Linked DNA regions of Mus musculus: all the other regions are linked to region 3. A link is a loop called in an ENCODE intact Hi-C map of the cell type or tissue named here. Cell type or tissue: left cerebral cortex. All regions are shown on one strand.

Region 1 (2,500 bases), 63 kb after region 3:
GAAGTTTTAAAGTAAATTTTTTTAAAAGAAAGTTTTAAGGAAATTTAAGATTATTAAAATCTGATTACTAATAATCAAAGAATACAGTAATATGAGAATATTCGTATAAAGCTTGAAATGATCCACATGTAGTGAAAAACAGAGCAATCATTTGCCATGACACTATAAAATGTTTTAGATTTTAACAGCTAAGACTGTGTGTGTGTGTGTGTGTGTGTGTGTGTGTGTGTGTCCATGTCTCTGTGTCTGTGCCTATGTTTGTGTCTGTTTATGCACACAGATTTGTGTGTGGTGTGGAATGTTTTCAGCATGCATGTGTGTGCACGTCCACATTCATATTGATATCTATAGAGACAAGGGCAGAGTTTAAGGGTGTTTTCTCCCATGATCTCACCTGCCTTTAATTAGTAAATGAAACAGTCTCTCACTGAACCCTTAAGTTTGGCATTTCGACCTGGCTGGCTGTCCAGCAACCTCTCCGGACCCTCCTCCTGGACCCACCTTTTAAATAATCATCATGTTGCAGGCACACAGTTTTATCTGGTTTTAAACATGAATGCCATGGATTTGAACTCAGGTCTTTCTGACTGCAGATCAAGCACTCTCACTCACTGAAGCATCTCCGAAGCCGGAGGTTACTTTTGTTATTGTTATTGTTGTTGTTGTTTTATGTTGGGTATGTGCAGATTTCTTTTTATAGTTGTAGTATACGCTTCAATTGGCACATGGCAACAAACTAATTTCTACTCTGATGCACTGGGTTGTTTTACATTTGCTCTTCATTCTGCCAACCCAAGTTTACAAATCTAGTTACCATCAAAAAGTTTATCTCTATTTCTTTATCCCATTAGTAGACACAGATAACCTGGGTTATACACTGTAGAAGTTTGTCAGGATCTGATAAATTTAAGCAACTCAGAGACACATAACACTTTAGATTCTCTTTAAAACAAACAAACAAAAAAGACAGAGGGGGATTAAGGCCATGAAGGATCCTTAATGTCCACTGGCTTTGCAGAGCATGGGAGAGTCATATGACCTGTGGGAGTCCCCATTCCTTGAGTTCTTAACGGGGACTGGAGCAGTTGTCAGGCTTGACCTAATCGGTACAGTGTGCCAAGCGGGCCTGGTATGGGATGCATCCTTGTAAGCATTCCTAGTGCTGCCCTGACAAAGCCCCACCATGTGGGTGGCTTAGACCAACTCAAAATTATTCTCATTCCATTTTAGAACCTCGAAGTGTGAAATAAGGTGTAGGCTGGGCTGTCTCTTCTTCTCTCTTCCGGACTGGCCTGACCCAGGCTTTGCTTCTCTTGTGGTAATACAACACCAGTCTTCCCATGACATCTCTCTATATCCCGTGGGTACATTCCTACAACGGCACCCTTCATGCCTGCTTGGGAGCCAGTCTACTCAGTATAAGAGTGTGGATCTAGAGCACCCTTCAGAGTTGCTTGTGGGACGTGCATTGCTCTGACTCAGCTCTTCAAGGGGCGGGGGAAGCTTTAGGATGTGTGGGTTAGCGGGAGGAGCTTGGGTATAGGAGACAGGCCCTTAAGGAGATGGTGAGGTCTAGGCCCCATCCTCCTCCTGCCTTTACTTCCCCAGTGAGGAAGTATGCACACTTGTCCTGTCACAAGCCCAACCACAGAGCAAACTGATCAGGGCCCAAAATAGCTTAAACCATTAATAGCAAAATATGTGCCCTGTAGTTTTAAGTCGATTATTGATTGGGTTGTTTTTGAAACTGAAAGTTTAGTAATGTACTTTGTTTCCCAATAATGTCACATGGTAAAAAAACCAAAACAAAACAAACAAACAAAAAAAAAAACCAACCAAACAAACAAAAAACTAGAAGCCAGGGCTTCTCTTCAGGAATGTTAGATAATGAGGTAATAGCCTGTCCTTGATCGTACCAACCCCACATACACTCACCAGATCCCAGTATTTCAAATACCAGCCCTTCCAACCTCAACCCTTAGTCTACATCCCCTCAAAAGAAAGAACTCAAGTTCCAGAATAAAATCCTTCTCCTATGGACCTTTGACATCATGGAAACCAGTGTCATTTATTCCAAGCTAAGATAGGGAGAGAGAAAGGAAAACTTCATAAAGCAAGCAAGCAAGCAAGCAAGCAAACAAACAAAACAAAGCAAACAAGGAAGTGGAAAGAAACAAAGGTTTCATCAGCGTGATGCAAGTGCACGCACTGTCTCATAAAGCAAATTCCACCAGGCTGTGCTCAGGCTTGACTGACACATCGTCCTCTGAACCTCCACTGGAAATGTGGGCCTCGGCCCAGAGTCTCAGCCCTGCTGCACGGGCCTCGGCCCAGAGTCTCAGTCCTGCTCTGGACCAGTTCCGTGCTCCTCAGTCTTTATCTCAGCCCCGGACCTTCCATCCTTGGACTCAGCTCTGCTTCTTCTTCCTTCGTTCTCACCTGTAATTCTTCTCTCTCTGGACGAGCAGCCGCAGTTCTGCCTCAGACTTCCCCATGAGCT
Region 2 (2,500 bases), 280 kb after region 3:
AGGTACTCTACATATCTCAGCCAACTATGCATGGTAGAGAGTGGCATTTAAGTTCATGGAGGAAGGATGCTCAACATAAGATGTGCCTGGAACCCACCACGGTTATTTCCCATTTTTGTGGAAGAGTAAAAATGACCAAGAAAGCATGTAGTTGTCAAATTCTCAGTTCACGTGTCATTTTGTACAAACTATGCTGATTCTGTTTATGTAAAACTCAAACACCTAGTTCTGAAAACTAAAGGATAAATTAGGACAGCCTTACTCACTGTGTCTTTCAGAAAAGCAGTAGAGGGATTTTACCTTTCTATTCTCATGATATTAGATACAAAACTATTCATCCAGTCTCTTAAGTCTTTGATCGAAAACTTTTATCAAAGGATATTTGGAGTCCCAGTGATATTGATCACCCTTCTTACCCTTCACACCAATAGACAAGCAATGGGCTGTCTTTAATGGCAAGAGTTGTAAGTCCTAATGTCCATAATTAAGACACAGAAACATAGGCCTGCATCTAGAGATTTCTTTGCTATCACTTTGAACATTTTTTTACAGTGGGAATTTTTACTATGCAGTTGATATAGCCAAAATCAATAAGAACAAATTGAAAATATGGACCCAGACTCACCAGATCTGGGATCAGTATTCTCCTACTAGACTAGGAAAGCAAAATTCTAGAACTTGCATTGTAGAACAAATGAAGCTGTCATTTATGGCCTTGGGACCTGCTGTAGCAATGGGGGTAGTAGTTTATGTTCTAAGCTATCTCGTTCCAAGTGTTTAACACATTTCACTGGGTGCCAATTATACTCTGCTTGCTTTATGATTAATTGGTCTTGCAATCTTCCTTGCTTAGTTTTTCACACAGAGTATTCATAAGAGATACACAATTGCGATAGCTTTGACATGTAGTGCCCCCCCCAAAAAAAACCCTCAGATTTCTAAGGCTTGGCTCTCAAATTGAGACTTTCTTGGATCCTCAGGAAACTAGGTTTCATGGTGAATTAGTGCATTGATAAATTCATGGGTACATGAGGTATTAGTAGGTGGGTTATATTTCCAGGAAGCAAGTCACTAGAGATGTGATGTTGACAGGTACTTCTCATCCACAGACCTTCCTTTTAGATGCTATGTATATCATGGCCAAAATAAGCTGATTGTCACTGCTCCAGCACACCCATTTCCCACTGTTATAGCTGGCTTCATCTCTGGCCCAAAGTGACAAGGCCAAATGACCACACTCTGAAATCTCTGGCACTAGTTAGGAGAATAAACACTTCCTACTTTAAGTTGTTTCCTAGGGGATTTTTTTAGTACTGAAAACTGAACATCACAGTAGTGGAGAGCAGAGGTCATTTGAGTGATCCAAGATGTGGACCGCATCCAACACCTATTAAACACCTCCTCAGTTTTTCAATTATGCACTTACTCCTTCTACTTGTCAGCACCATAGCAACAGGATCTGTGTGGGTTCTGAGTCACCCAACTTAGTCACCATCCAATGCAATCAACTCTGCCAAGATGTTTTTCACTTTTTGTTCTGTTTAGAGGCTTTCTTGTTGATAATGCTACTGTGAAAACTCAAGGCCAGATAACTGTGACCAGCAACTACAGTAAATTAACTCCATACGGGAGAAAAACTTAGCTTAGTGGAAGAAAGAACCTGATAAATGTTCATTTATCTTCACCGAAAGGAAGTCATTAGGAATTTTCCCATGAAGTCTTACTCGTGCCTATAAATATGAAGGGCAGCTGTGGTTTGGCTAAAGTTAAATGATCTTGGGAACTTAGCAGACAGAATAACTCCAGCATTGATGTCAGGGTCACATCTGTCCCACGTGGTGTCACTTTAGACTCTGGCTGGAGTGGCAGAGACCTCTCCTCTTTGATAGATATAAAGAACACAACGCTATTGCTCCTTGCTTTGTAAGGTCTATCTCAGAATGACAGTGTAACTTCTAATTATATCCCATTAGTTCAAGTCCTTCACACAATGAAGACAAAGTCAGAGGGTGAGTAAAACCTTGTGACCATAAGAAAGAATTTGTGACCATAAGATCTCACAGAGAGAAGTCAGTATTTGCTGCTTAGTAATCCAACCCACCACCATGTCTATAAGGCATGCATTGGTGATGTTTATCAAGGAAACCAAGACCTCTTGTCTGTGATCCTATCCAACAAGGTCAACATGGAAGAAATTATATGTCCAAACTTCTATCAATGGATGATTTGTAAAGTCATGCCAATTCCCAGAAATCTATACACCCATTAAAAATAATGAGGCAATGCTTTAAATGTTCCTATGGAAGGATCACAATATATCTTGCTACGCTTATGCACAGTATACAGAAAAGCATGTATCCTTGCTATAATTTTGGAAGAACTATAAATAAGCCCCAAATATGTACACTATCTGCAAAGTTGTTAAAATCAAGTAATCCTTATTTTAACAATGGGGAAAGTGTGAACACAGAAGAGTAGAGGAAGCAGGTCTTTCCTTTCC
Region 3 (2,500 bases):
GAGTAACAGTGACCGAATCTAATGGAGTATCGCATCATGATGATCAGGACAGGAAAGGCCAATTAAATGGGCAGAAAATTGTAGCCTTGCTCTCAAATTCAAGCACATATAGTGCCACAAGGTTTTTCTCTAAGTAGAGATGTCAGTCTTCGAGTTGTCCAACCCTTCAGTTCCAACCCTTCCTTCCTCTTTTCAACTTCCCCAAGAAGGGCATGTTAGGGTGAAAAAAAAGGCCAACTCAACATCTGTGGGGTTTACCATAGTCCTTAGTGTTATTCTTGCTTAAATAACTAAATCCCGTCGTGAAACTTAAATAATGTGAGTGACATAAATTATTTACAATTGATAACCAACCACTGCCCGCAACTTCTACACTTTCAGTGTTTTGAGCTGTTTTCCATGCTTGTAAGTTTTACGTTTTTCTTGGAAGGATTTGTCTCTGGTGCTCCTACAGCACACCTTTCTCTATCCTCAATCAAGCCAGCACTCATTCCTAACGGAAGTCCTTAACTGAATGAATAACGAACGACTGGATGGATGGATGGATGGATGGATGAGTCACGCAGCCTTTTCTGTCGTAGCTCTTTTCTCTGCATTCTGCAGGCTCCTCTCTGCATCCTTATCTAGACATTGCATAACAGCCTAGGTCTCTCAGGCCACCTCACACCTGCCTCCTCAGGTTGGGCGCCAAAGCGCTAGGCCGGAGCAAGTCTGGGCTGCCCAGCCACAGCAGATCGCTCCGGGTCAGAACTAAAATCCGAAATGGAGTGCCGGGAGCCACAGAACCCGCGCAGACCAGCGCCAACCGCTGAGCCCTCAGGAGCATGCTCAGTGCGCCTCCCTTCCTCGCGCCCCCAGCCCGCACCCCGCTCCCGCGTCCACCCCCTCACCGCACCCAGGCGCGCTCCCGGGCACCCCAGCCCGCCTCTGCTCCCGCACCCCTCTCCCGGGCCTCGGTAGGGGAGGACACGTCAGGGGACATAAATAAATAAATAATTCCATTCAGCGGATGACAGCGAGGCCGGGCGGCTGCTGCTGGGCGGGGGGACCGGGAGAGCGGCGGTGCGCACCGGGTGTCAGAGTCAGGTAAAGGCGGTGCTCCCGGGGAGGACGGGAGGAGGAGGAGGAGGAGGCGGGAGGAGGGCGAGTGAGGTTACCCAGGGACCGCAGGCGGGTGCGGAGAAATGGCAGCCGGTGCCAGCCGGCGCTCCAAGTGCCTCGAGCCCTTATATAGACAAAAAATCCCGAAGCCGAGCGGGCGCGGGCTGCGGCGGGAGCTTCAGGGTCCCCAAGGTTCGGGGATTCAGAAGTCTCAGGGTCGAGGCCACCAGCTGCTGGCGCTGCTCAACTATGCTGTGGCGCCTCCTCTGGGCACGGCGGAACATCAGGCGGGCACTGCCAGGCGAATGCCCCTGCCATGCTCGCCCACATCTCCCCAGACCCACAGCGTCTGGGGTGGTGTCATTGAAGTGGGTGTGGATGGGTGGGGAAGTGCGTGGAAGGAACGGCTGCCCTTTCAGCAGAAGATCCGCACCTGGGGAGAAGGGAAGGTGTCCTGTTTCGGTCCCCAGGAAACCTGGGTGGAGACCGGAGACCACTGGACAGATGCAGGAGAGGCTTGTGGCCTGGCCTAAAGGTTACGCTGTCTTCCAGGGACCTGAGAAGAGCCAGTACCACCTGTGGTCCTCTGGGCTTCCTGAGCTATTTCATCACGCTGGGGACACCAGTCTTGGGCAGGTAGCACACAGGTGGCTGTGAGCCTCAGCGGATGCTGCTTCCCTGCTGGCTTCTGCATTCTTTACTTCCACTAGCCAAGAGGGCTGCAGATTGCTTTGGGAGGAGCAGTAAGTAGTGCTCTGGGTGTCTCTCACTTCCTGGTTGGACTACTCTGGGGCAATTACACACACACACACACACACACACACACACACACACACACACACACACACACACAGACACACACACACACACACACCAATTTCTCTGCAAGTGTTTCTTTAACTCCCTTTTTGGTGGAAAATTAAAACCGGGCCACATTGAACTGTGTAGTGGCAATACAAAAGCTAATCGTCCATGCCCTTCTCCCTCCCCAAACCAAAAGGAGATGCAGTGAAGGGATTAAAAATAGCAGGAACGATGCTCGAGACTCAAAAAGCCCCGACAGGAGGAAACCGTGGGCACAAATGCTTTTTTTGGGTGTTCCAGGCTTCATGCCTGAACCCAGTCAGCTAGGACAGCAAGGCTCCCGAGGCCTTCTCAGGTTCCCTTGACCCGTGCCCTGTCACCCAAACCACAAAGGTGAGGATTTAGAGAAGGCAAGAGGAAAATCAGAGTTGGGTGTGGGCCACAGAATGCAGATGAGAGTCGAACAAATTAAGTTACATGAAGACAGTCAGGCAAGCCTAACTCTCCATATGTTCTGCTTTTAAGTCCTTTTACATGGGAGGGTAACGGAATAATTTTAGAGATGAAGGGGCGGGGCGCGGTAGAGGGCAGCTAG

Evidence for each region. Peaks named below come from ENCODE experiments on the same cell type or tissue, not always from the same donor. Only the 100,000 strongest peaks of a DNase experiment are listed, where the experiment ranks them.
Region 1: it touches region 3 in a loop (2.2-fold over the local background); 3 of 42 quality-filtered maps call a loop at or near these places.
Region 2: a loop joins it to region 3, with 2.5 times the contacts of the local background. A loop is called at or near these places in 3 of 42 quality-filtered maps.

Annotation. Positions count from the first base shown.
Region 1 is chr10:125,324,394-125,326,893 of GRCm38, reverse strand. It overlaps a transcript of Slc16a7 not described here. Among named protein-coding and RNA genes, the nearest start is that of Slc16a7, 17 kb to the right of the region's middle. In left cerebral cortex, no CTCF peak of the experiment used is centred here; DNase peaks (open chromatin) are centred at 1,216 and 1,426.
Region 2 is chr10:125,108,109-125,110,608 of GRCm38, reverse strand. No RefSeq gene overlaps it. Among named protein-coding and RNA genes, the nearest start is that of Gm36771, 52 kb to the left of the region's middle. In left cerebral cortex, no CTCF peak of the experiment used is centred here; a DNase peak (open chromatin) is centred at 1,456; H3K27ac peaks cover 236 bases.
Region 3 is chr10:125,387,873-125,390,372 of GRCm38, reverse strand. It overlaps a transcript of Slc16a7 not described here. Among named protein-coding and RNA genes, the nearest start is that of Slc16a7, 80 kb to the right of the region's middle. In left cerebral cortex, a CTCF peak has its summit at 1,363; DNase peaks (open chromatin) are centred at 813, 1,325, 1,745, 2,353 and 1 more place; H3K4me3 peaks cover 2,250 bases; H3K27ac peaks cover 2,221 bases.